Linked DNA regions of Homo sapiens: region 2 is linked to region 1. Evidence: read pairs that join two places in POLR2A ChIA-PET (ENCODE). Cell type or tissue: PC-9. All regions are shown on one strand.

Region 1 (5,000 bases):
GAAGCTGCTATAATAATATAGACCAGAACTCAATGCAAATGCTGACATGAAAAAATTGGCTGGGCAAGGTGGCTCATACCTGTAATCCCAGCACTTTGGGAGGCCAAGGTGGGCAGATCACCTGAGGTCAGGAGTTCGAGACCAGACTGTTCAACAGGGCAAAACCTCATCTCTACTAAAAGTACAAAACTTAGCCAGGTGTGGTGGTGGGTGCCTGTAATCCCAGCTACTCAGGAGGCTGAGACAGGAGAATAGCTTGAACCCAGGAGGTGGAGGTTGCAGTGAGCCAAGATCATGCTGCTGCACTCCAGCCTGGGTGACAAGAGCGAGACTCTGTCTCAACAAAAAAAAAAAAAAAAGAAAAAGTCAGTGTATCAGAAACAGCAGATACCACTGAGTGTAGAACTGAACCATCAAGAGTTGGACATATGCTTGGATTTGTATATAAAATTGAGTCTTATAAAGAGACTATGCCCAAACATATTAATACACATTTCCAAGTCTATTATCATAAAATGTTTGTCATTTTATATATTAAAATACTTTCCCATGTTTCTATACATTTAAACAATAAAATTTCAAAATTCAGAAATTATTTCACTTTAATACAATATCTACATCACTACTTTAAAACTTCCTCAGGATTTGTATGTGGTGTAAAATATACTTTATACTCTGACAAACCTAATAAACTTGAATGATGTGCTTAGTTATATATGAAAATTGTTTTATAAACAAGTGAAAGATTACTACATTTTGACATTATATAATCTCGAAGTACTTGGTAAAGTATTAGATTATAATAAATCAATTTTTTAGTGCTAATTCATGAAATTCTACTAATATAGAGTAAAATGAGCATAAGATAATAATAAAATATCTTTACTGGAAATCAAGATTGTAAACTAATTTAGAAGTATGATCTTACTTCTGTGAGTATCTTGTGAATGTATTTTAGCCTTTCCTTGGTGGGTAGCAGCAATGTGCATCTTTTAAACAGTAGACCTAAGAAAGTAAAGAGACATAAGAAAAAATGACAACAATACAATTAAGAACATCAATAGAGCACAGAATAATGTTTCCTGAAAGTCAAGTATGGTATATCACAGTGGACTATGAGTTGATATGATTTCTAAGAGAAAGTTTGGGAGGAAGGGTGCAAAACACTTTCCATTTATGGTATTTACCAAGTGACTCTGATGCTCATCTAAGAGGCCTTGGCATAAAATCTTGCAAAAAATTGTTAAATTGCTACTATAGGACACATGGAAAAATACATAGAGTATAAAAGATACAATAAGACAAAGACACACTAGAGAAATTTTATTTTGTCTTTATTCCACAGAAAACAGATTTCAATATCTCTTGAAATTAACCTCATGTCCACAAAGGAATATGTTTTAAGAGTTGTTAATCTAAAACATGGAAAGAATGAGAAAACTGATTTTTCTTTTTTTTTTTTTTTTTTGAGACAAGGTCTTACTCTGTCGCCCAGGCTGAAGTGCAGTGGCATGCCATCATGGCTCACTGCAGTCTCGACCTTGTGGGCTCCAGTGATCCTCGTGTGTGCCACCAAGCCCAGCTAATTTTATTTTATTTTTCTTGATACAGAGTCTCGTTCTGTTGCCAGGATGAAGTGCAGTGGCGTGATCTCCGCTCACTGCAACCTCCACCTCCCAGGTTCAAGTGATTCTCCTGCCTCAGCCTCCCGAGTAGCTGGGACTACAAGTGCACACCACCACGCCCAGCTAATTTATGTATTTTTAGTGACGAGGTTTCACCATGTTGGCCAGGATGGTCTCGATCTCTTGACCTCATGATCCGCCTGCCTCGGCCTCCCAAAGTTCTGGGATTACAGGTGTGAACCACCATGCCCGGCCCAAGCCCAGCCAATTTTTAAAAAACATTTTTTTTGTAGAGACAGGGTCTTGCTTTGTTGCCCAGGCTGGTCTCGAATTCCTGGGCTCAAGTAATCCTTCCACCTTGACCTCCCAAAGCACTGGGAATAAATTGCGTTGGGCCGAGAAAACAGGTTGTGTATCCCTCTCTCCAAATACAAAAATTTAAGTCATAAGTACTTAAAATTTCAGAAGCTAGATTTTTTTTTTCCCCACAGAAAGTATCCAGTTAGGATGAAATATCCATCTCTTCCTTCTAAGATATCCTTTTATGGGACTTGCATGTTAAGAATGTATAAGATTTTGTGTACAGATACTTTAAAAAGAAAAAAAAAAAAACTCCTCAATTTCTCAGTGAGATGTGTAACTTGAGCTACAGTGACAGGAAGTGTATGATTTGTTTCCTCTAACTTTAAACGTTCTATTTTCCTAAAATGGCCATACATTGTTAACATTCCTATGAGGGCAAATGTCCTCAAACTAAAAATAAGATATATGGTAGGAAAATACATACCTGAACCTTATGACTTTTTTCAGCTTTCATCTTCTATTTACTTTTTTACATATTATAATTACTTTATATAATTCTGAAGAATCTACAGGAGTCTAACTTATTTTTAGAAGTTGCTATGTTTGAGTAACACATGAACAGAATTGTTTTAAACAAAAACCCTCTTTATTTTTGTATATAAAAAGACATTTTTCATACTTGACAACTAAGGGAAAAAAAAGACATTTTTCAGTGTTTGGTTTTTAAGCTGAGTTCTTTCCCTTCATACATTGGTATCCAGTTTCACAGCATATAATAACTAAGGAATTCCAGGCATTAATTCTTAGAATTCTACTCCTGGGCACAATTGATCCTCCTGCCTCAGCCTCCTGAGTATCTGGGACTACAGGCATGTGTGACTGCATCCAGCCTTATTTTGGTATGCTGACTGCCTAATATAAAACTCCTATTTTTAAGGATTACAACTTACCATAAAACCCAATACTGGCTGTTTAAAAAAAAAAAACAACCACAGGTGCTCTGCTATACCCTTTAGAGACTAACTTTTTTAAAGTTCTTCCCTAAATAGAGTCAGATGTAATGTTCTTTCCACATTGGCCATCTGCTCTGTTTTATGTGAAGAAACAAATTAAAATTTATAATTGGCCGAGTACGGTGGCTCACTCCTGTAATCCCAGCACTTTGAGAGGCTGAGGAGGGCAGATCACTTGAGGACAGGAGTTCGAGACCAGCCTGGCCAACATAGTGAAACCCTGTCTCTACTAATACAAAAATTAGTTAGACATGGTGGTGCATGCCTGTAATCCCAGTTACTGGAGATGCTGAGGCATGAGAATCGCTTGAACCCAGGAGGCAGAGGTTGCAGTGAGCCGAGGCTGTGCCATTGCACTCCAGTCTGGGCAACAGAGTGAGACTCTGCCTCAAAAAAAAAAAAAAAAAAAAAAAAGAAAATTATTCTTCAAAGCATTGTGTGTGTGTGTGTGTGTGTGTGTGTGTGTGTATGAATATGAGACAGGGTCTCACTCTGTTGCCAAGGCCGGAGTGCATTTTCACAATTGACTCACTTCAGCCTCAACCTCTGCGGCTCAAGTAACCCTCCCACCTCAGCATCCTGAGTAGCTGGGACAACAGGTTTTGTCCTCTAATTTGTTTCCTCTAACTTTAAACATTCTATTTTCCTAAAATGGCAATACACTGTTAACATTCCTATGAGGGCAAATGTCCTCAAACTAAAAATAAGATATATGGTAGGAAAATATATGCCTGAACCTCATGATTTTTTTCAGCTTTCAGCTGGGCCGCCATGCCCAGATAATTTTTTAATTTTTTGTATAAATGGGGATCTCCCTATGTTACCCAGGCTGGTCTTGAACTCCTGGGCTCAAGCGATCCTCCCACCTCAGCTTTCCAAAGTGCTGGGATTACAGGCATGAGCCACTGCGCCCGGCCCAAAGCACAGCATTCTGAAAATCTTATTTTAATGTCTGAAAATAAGGCTGGATGCAGTCACACATGCCTGTAGTTTCAGATACTCAGGAGGCTGAGGCAGGAGGATCGATTGTGCCCAGGAGTACGGGCCAGCCTGGGCAACACTGCAAGATCCCATCTCAAAAAAAAAAATAGTGAAAACAATAATAGATCAGGTAAGAATGACGATATGAGAAAATGGTAAGTATATCAAACATTTACTTAAAGAATTAGTCATAAACCAAGTGTTTGCATCAAAATTAAATAGAAAGTTGAAATCCTTACATGAATAAAACCATTTAAAAAAGCAATTAAGATCAATACATATTTGTACTTTTTACTGAATTATACATATAATTGTCTTAGTGTTTTTGTTAGTTTAAGCAATTGAGACTTGATCAGGGAGAAAAATTTCTTTCAGATCAAAACCAAAGTATAAGCTCCACTGTGTTACCCAGGTACCACTTCCTCTACAACTAACGATGAATTAAAAATAATTCTTTCTCTTTTTTTTTTTTTTTTTTTGAGATGGAGTTTCGCTTTGTCACCTAGGCTGGAGTGCAGTGGCGTGACCTCGGCTCACTGCAACCTCCATCTCCTGGGTTCAAGCAATTCTCCTGCCTCAGCCTCCTAAGTAGCTGAGAATACAGGCATGTGCCACCATGCCCGGCTAATTTTTGTATCTTTAGTAGAGACAGGGTTTCACCATGTTGGCCAGAGTAGTCTTGAACTCCTGACCTCAGGTGATCTGCCTGCCTCGGCCTCTCAAAGTGCTGAGATTACAGGTGTGAACCACCGCAGCCAGCCGAAAAATTATATTTATAATGAGAAGTAGGAAAAAGTAGTTTCCATATTCTGTTACAGGCTTTACTAAGCCTAATCATAAATACTGAAACCAACAACACTGTAATCAGATCAGATACTTTTCTTTCATTTGGTCTTATTAAATAAACAGGTAATCATCAAATACATTTTGATATATTTACATATCCACATATTCCTAATATCTTAAATCTAAGCATCCTTGGGCTACTAAAAGGCAGTATTCACTTAACTTACTGTTATGCCTTTATTTAAATCACACCATCTTGACATTTGGTTTTATTGCCATGCTTTGATGAATT
Region 2 (5,000 bases), 620 kb after region 1:
CTGCTCTTTACCTCATTGGCATTGCACGGATTCAATATCTAGGTTTACACCAGGCTCTCTACTACTGTCCTTCTCTCCTTGGGTCCTCTCTTCCCACAATCCCTGACAGTCTCCCTCTCGTGCCTTGCCCCTGTCCTGTCCAAGGGCCAGACCTGGGAAGTTTCTTCCATAGACTCCAACCTTTGATCCCTCTCAGCCCTGGGAAAGAGGGAACTGGTGGAGAATTTGAGGCCGTTTAATGTATACCTGTCATGCTTGTGAATGTGATCTGAGCCTCTCTGGCAACTTCAGTGTCTATCTCAGGGCCTGTTTCCTCTTCTGTAAATTCATTATTCTTGCAACCCACATTGACTGGGTGACAACAGCAGGGCAGCATGGTGCACCCAGCAGGTTGGGAGTATGGAAAAAACACAGGATGGAAAGAACTCCACTGAGGCCGGGCTCGGTGGCTAATGCCTGTAATCCCAGGACTTTGGGAGGCCGAGGTGGGCAGATCGCCTGAGGTCAGGAGTTGAAGACCAGCCTGGCCAACATGGTGAAACCTCGTCTCTACTAAAAATACAAAAAGTAGCCAGGCATGGTGGTGCGCACCTGTAATCCCAGCTACTCAGGAGGCTGAGGCACGAGAATCACTTGAACCCGGGAGGCAGAGGTTGCAGAGAGCTGAGATCGTGCCACTGCACACTGCAGCCTGGGTGACAGAGTGAGACTCCATCTCAAGAAATAAAACCCCACTGTGAAACTACTGATCTGGGGACAACAGACCAATGCACACAGCAGGCTCTCCAATACTAGGGGTCGGTGCAGGGACACCTCCCAGATTCTAGAGCATTCCACAGTGTCATGATGCTTCCTCCTGTCCTTCCTGAGTACAGCAGACTCTTCCCCTAGACTTCTGTCAGAGGCTAATTCATTTCCTACGGGAAAAGACATCCTAAAATTTGAGTCTGGGGCTTTTGTTCATTCCCTTTTGTTGGAATTCCCTATTTTTACACCAGTCATCCAGTATCTTTATATTCAAAGGGAAAACACAATAAAAATACTTCCAGTTTGCCAGTAGCCAGAATCAGGTTAGCTCATGTATCTAGGTTTGCAAAGCTGCCCAGGACCTTTGTTCAGTGTGGCCCTGTGTGTGGCTGCCTTAGTCTACCCACTGGCCTGTCTGCCCACCCATCCCTGGCTGGCCTGCCCTATCTTCAGCGCCTATAGCCCTCAGCTCCACTTCCTATTAATACAAACCATGTGGGACCCTCACTGTGGCGTCTCCAGGCAAAAGATGAAGCCACAGCCGCCTAGTGGCTGCCAGGGAGGCTGGCAGGAAGGGGCATCTCTACCCGGCGTCTCCTGGGAAACAGCGAGCTCCCCAGAGAAGGGACATTTGGAAATAAAATTTCTGCCGTTGTGTGTCAATGTGTGTGTTGAGGCAGGAGAGGGAGTTAAGAAGCCTCCCCAGCCCCTCTGTTCCTTTCTCCTCAGGAAAAGCCTCTTGGAGCAACTCTCCCACTGCCTCCCAAAACTCCAGCCCCTTGTAGGCTCTCCTGGGACTGGACAAGTGGCTGAAAATGTTCCTTCAGATTCATGATGCAGGTGAAGAAGAGCACTGGACTGAGAGTCAGAGGCCCCAGTTCTGAGCTTCCTGACTTACCCCGTGGCTCTGGCCTGTTATACCTCCCTTTCTGAGTCCTAAGTTCCTCCTCTGTAAAATGAAATTTTTTCATCATTCCTGGTCTCTACATTGGGCCTCCTCCACAAAGTCCAGGAATATAGTTGGGGCATTCTAGGCCATTCTTTCCTATACTTAGGACAGATAACTAATAGAAGCTTATAATTCCTAGAGTGACCTTGACTCTAGGAATTCTACAGCGACCTTGAATGAGCCAGGGCCCTTCACCTGCCCATGCATTCATTCAGGCATTTGTAGGTGCCTTTTGAGAGTGAAGTCTGTGCTAAGAGGGTGAAGTCTGTGCTAAGAGGGTCTAAAGCTGCCCCAAATTTTTTTTTTTTTTTTGTAGAGATGGAGTCTTGCTCTGTTACCCAGGCTGGAGTGCGGTGGCGTGATCTTGGCTCACTGCAACCTCCACCTCCTGGGTTCTAGCAATTCTGCCTCAGCCCTCAGCCTCCCAAATAGCTGAGACTACAGGTGCACGCTGCCACACTCGGCTAATTTTTTGTATTTTATTTTATTTTTATTTATTTATTTTTAGATGGAGTCTCGCTCTGTCGCCAGGCTGGAATGTAGTGGCACAATCTTGGTTCACGGCAACCTCTGCCTCCCGGGTTCAAGCGATTCTCCTGCCTCAGCCTCCCAAGAAGCTGGGACTACAGGCGCCCGCCACCACGCCCAGCTAATTTTTGTATTTTTAGTAGAGATGGGGTTTCACCATGATGGCCAGGATGGTCTTTATCTTGACCTCGTGATCTGCCTGCCTTGGCCTCCCAAAGTGCTGGGATTACAGGCATGAGCCATCGTGCCTGGTCCTATTTATTTATTTATTTATTTTGAGACAGAGCCTTGCTCTATCACCCAGGCTGGAGTGCAGTGGCACAATCTCGGCTCACTGCAGCCTCTGCCTCCCAGGTTCCAGCGATTCTCCTGCCTCAGCCTCCTGGGTAGCTGGGATTACAGGTGCAGACCACCACGCCCAGCTAATTTTTGTATTTTTAGTAGAGACGGGGTTTCACCATGTTGGCCAGGCTGGTCTGGAACTCCTGACCTCAGGTGATCCACCCACCTTGGTCTCCCCAAGAGTTGGGATTACAGGCGTGAGCCATGGCACCCGGCCATTTTTTTGTATTTTAGTAGAGAGGGGGTTTCACCGTGTTGCCAAGCTTGGTCTTGAACTCCTGAGCTCAGCAGTCCACCCAACTTGGCCTCCCAAGTTAGGATTACAGGCATGAGCCACTGCGCCCAGCAGCTGCCCAAATTTTTATGAAAGAGGCATCTCAGCTTCCTCTTGCTGTCCTGTACCAGAGGTCAGCTGCATGCCACATTCCTTCCATGATGACCCCCTTCATGAGGAGCTGGAGGGACTAGGAACCTTCTCTTCCCCTAGTGTCCAAAGCCAACCTAAGGGAGAAGCCATGGTGTCTCCTGGGAAATAGAGGTGGGGGTGATGTCCCTGCCCCCTCCTCTCTCACTCCCACCTATTTCCCTTTGCTCTTTCTTGCTCTTGATAGTCAAGCCCCACTCCTAGCCCAATCCACTGCTCTCCTGTAAAATTATGGGATGTCCAAATTAGAGACAGGAGCCCTTTGGAACCACAGGCAGAGGTCAGAGGCGCCCTAGTAAAAGCAAGTGGCTCTCTCCCAGCTGGAGGCCCCCTCTTGGTCTCACCTCCTAGAGCTTCCCTTCCTCAAGAGACTCCACCTTCTAGGCAGGTTGGGGATTGCTGAGAGGGCCCTCCATGCAGGAGACAACCCCCAAAACTTGGAGGAGACAGAATAGCTCTAGGGAGGAGGAGGGCCATGGTCCCTGCAGAGACCCAGGGGCCCAGGCCTCCTTCCTTCCCATCTTGTGGCTTCTCAGCCCTTGATCTACATTGAAGGAAGGGTCAGGCAGTGGGAAGTCGGAGAGAGGAAGGGGAATGAGGGGGAATGGGGGACGCTCAGAAGCAGGGAGAGGTCCTGGAGATCTGGATTCTGACTTGTCACCTTTACTGGGCATCTACTGTGTGCCAGGCTCTGTCCCAGTTTTACATAGATTATGTCATTTAGCCCTCAGCCCAGCGCTGTGCTGTGGCATTATTATTCTGCTCTGACAGAGAAGGAAACTGAGACTCAGAGGCCTTATATAACTTGCCCAAGGTCACACAGCTTGTCAGGAGTGAAGCCAGAATCCTAGCCCAGGTCTGTCGGCCTCCATTGGGTTCTCCCTGCTGCCAAAAAGTCCTCCTCCTGGAAAAGCAGGTCTGGGGTTGGGGTTTTCAGTTGGAGCTCATCAGGATCCCCAGAGGCAAAGCTATTGTCATCTGCCTTCCTCCTCCTCACCCATCTGCCAGGCAAGTCGCAGGTGAGCCCCCACCACCATGGCCCCTGCCCTAGCCCCAGGTGCCAGCACTGCTTTGCCTGGCTCCCACCCTCTCCCTGGTGCCCCCAAGGTGGCTCTGAGGTCACCCCACACCCCAGTGCCTCCATTCTGCATTTCTACATCTCCGAATGCTTGGGAAAAACAGAAGGAGAGAGGAGGTCAATTGAAGGTTGGAAATGTGGACTCTGACTATAGGTAGAGCATTCGGGGGCCTGGTTATCTTCCTCAGTTCAAATGAACCCTTTCCCCAACTCCCACCCCCTCACCCCCAGAGACAGCCAGAGCTTTGCTTAGTTAATGAAATACAAAAGAAGGAATCAGGGGTGGGGGGTGGCTCCAGAGCCCTGGAAAGCGAGGGAGAGAGAAAAAGTTGGGTCTCTTCCAAAGAGTTAATGTTCCACAGTATGATCGATTAGGTGTCAGATGTAATTTCAAACCAATACAAGATGAATGGCATAATTTTCCCTCTCTCATTTTAGACAGAATTAAGAATCCATTAGCTAACACAAATTTTTGGCAAGTTTAATAGGAGCTCAAATCTACATTCGGAGGAAATGCTCCCCAAAGCCTGTTTCAAGCTTTTACTTCTCAGGCCCCCTGCCTCCAACGTCCTCTTACCAACTCACTGTTGTCTGTCCACCCACCAACCCCTCCTCCCCCGCCGCATGCAGCCCCCACTCCCTTCCTCTGGTCCCCCTACATGCCCCTCCCCAAGCCAGCCCAAGATTAACTGGCCTGACCTCTCTCACAAAGGCCGGGCCTGCCCACCATTGTCTTTCAGTGGCAATGGGTGGGGGAAATGGGTGGAGGGGCTGGCAGTGGGCCCAGGAGAGGGGAGAGGTTGCTGAATTGGCCCTAGGCTGCAGACAAACCCTAGGGAGAGGGGTATATTGGGGCCTTGGGCAGTTTGAGTCTCAGCTACTCCTCAGTTTCACCTCCAGAAAAGTTGTTTTTGTCCTCAACAAAGCATTAC

What was found. Peaks named below come from ENCODE experiments on the same cell type or tissue, not always from the same donor. Only the 100,000 strongest peaks of a DNase experiment are listed, where the experiment ranks them.
Region 2: POLR2A ChIA-PET joins it to region 1 with 8 read pairs; 2 of 35 experiments call an interaction of 5 or more read pairs at or near these places.

The regions. Positions count from the first base shown.
Region 1 is chr17:38,956,249-38,961,248 of GRCh38, forward strand. FBXO47 (F-box protein 47) reads right to left here. Exons shown (of 11, transcript NM_001008777.3): 4 at 929-1,005. Among named protein-coding and RNA genes, the nearest start is that of FBXO47, 8.7 kb to the right of the region's middle. In PC-9, no CTCF peak of the experiment used is centred here; a DNase peak (open chromatin) is centred at 2,243; H3K27ac peaks cover 537 bases.
Region 2 is chr17:39,575,099-39,580,098 of GRCh38, forward strand. No RefSeq gene overlaps it. Among named protein-coding and RNA genes, the nearest start is that of NEUROD2, 30 kb to the right of the region's middle. RefSeq lists an enhancer at 1-32. In PC-9, a CTCF peak has its summit at 1,291 (motif pointing left); no DNase peak of the experiment used is centred here; H3K27me3 peaks cover 1,047 bases.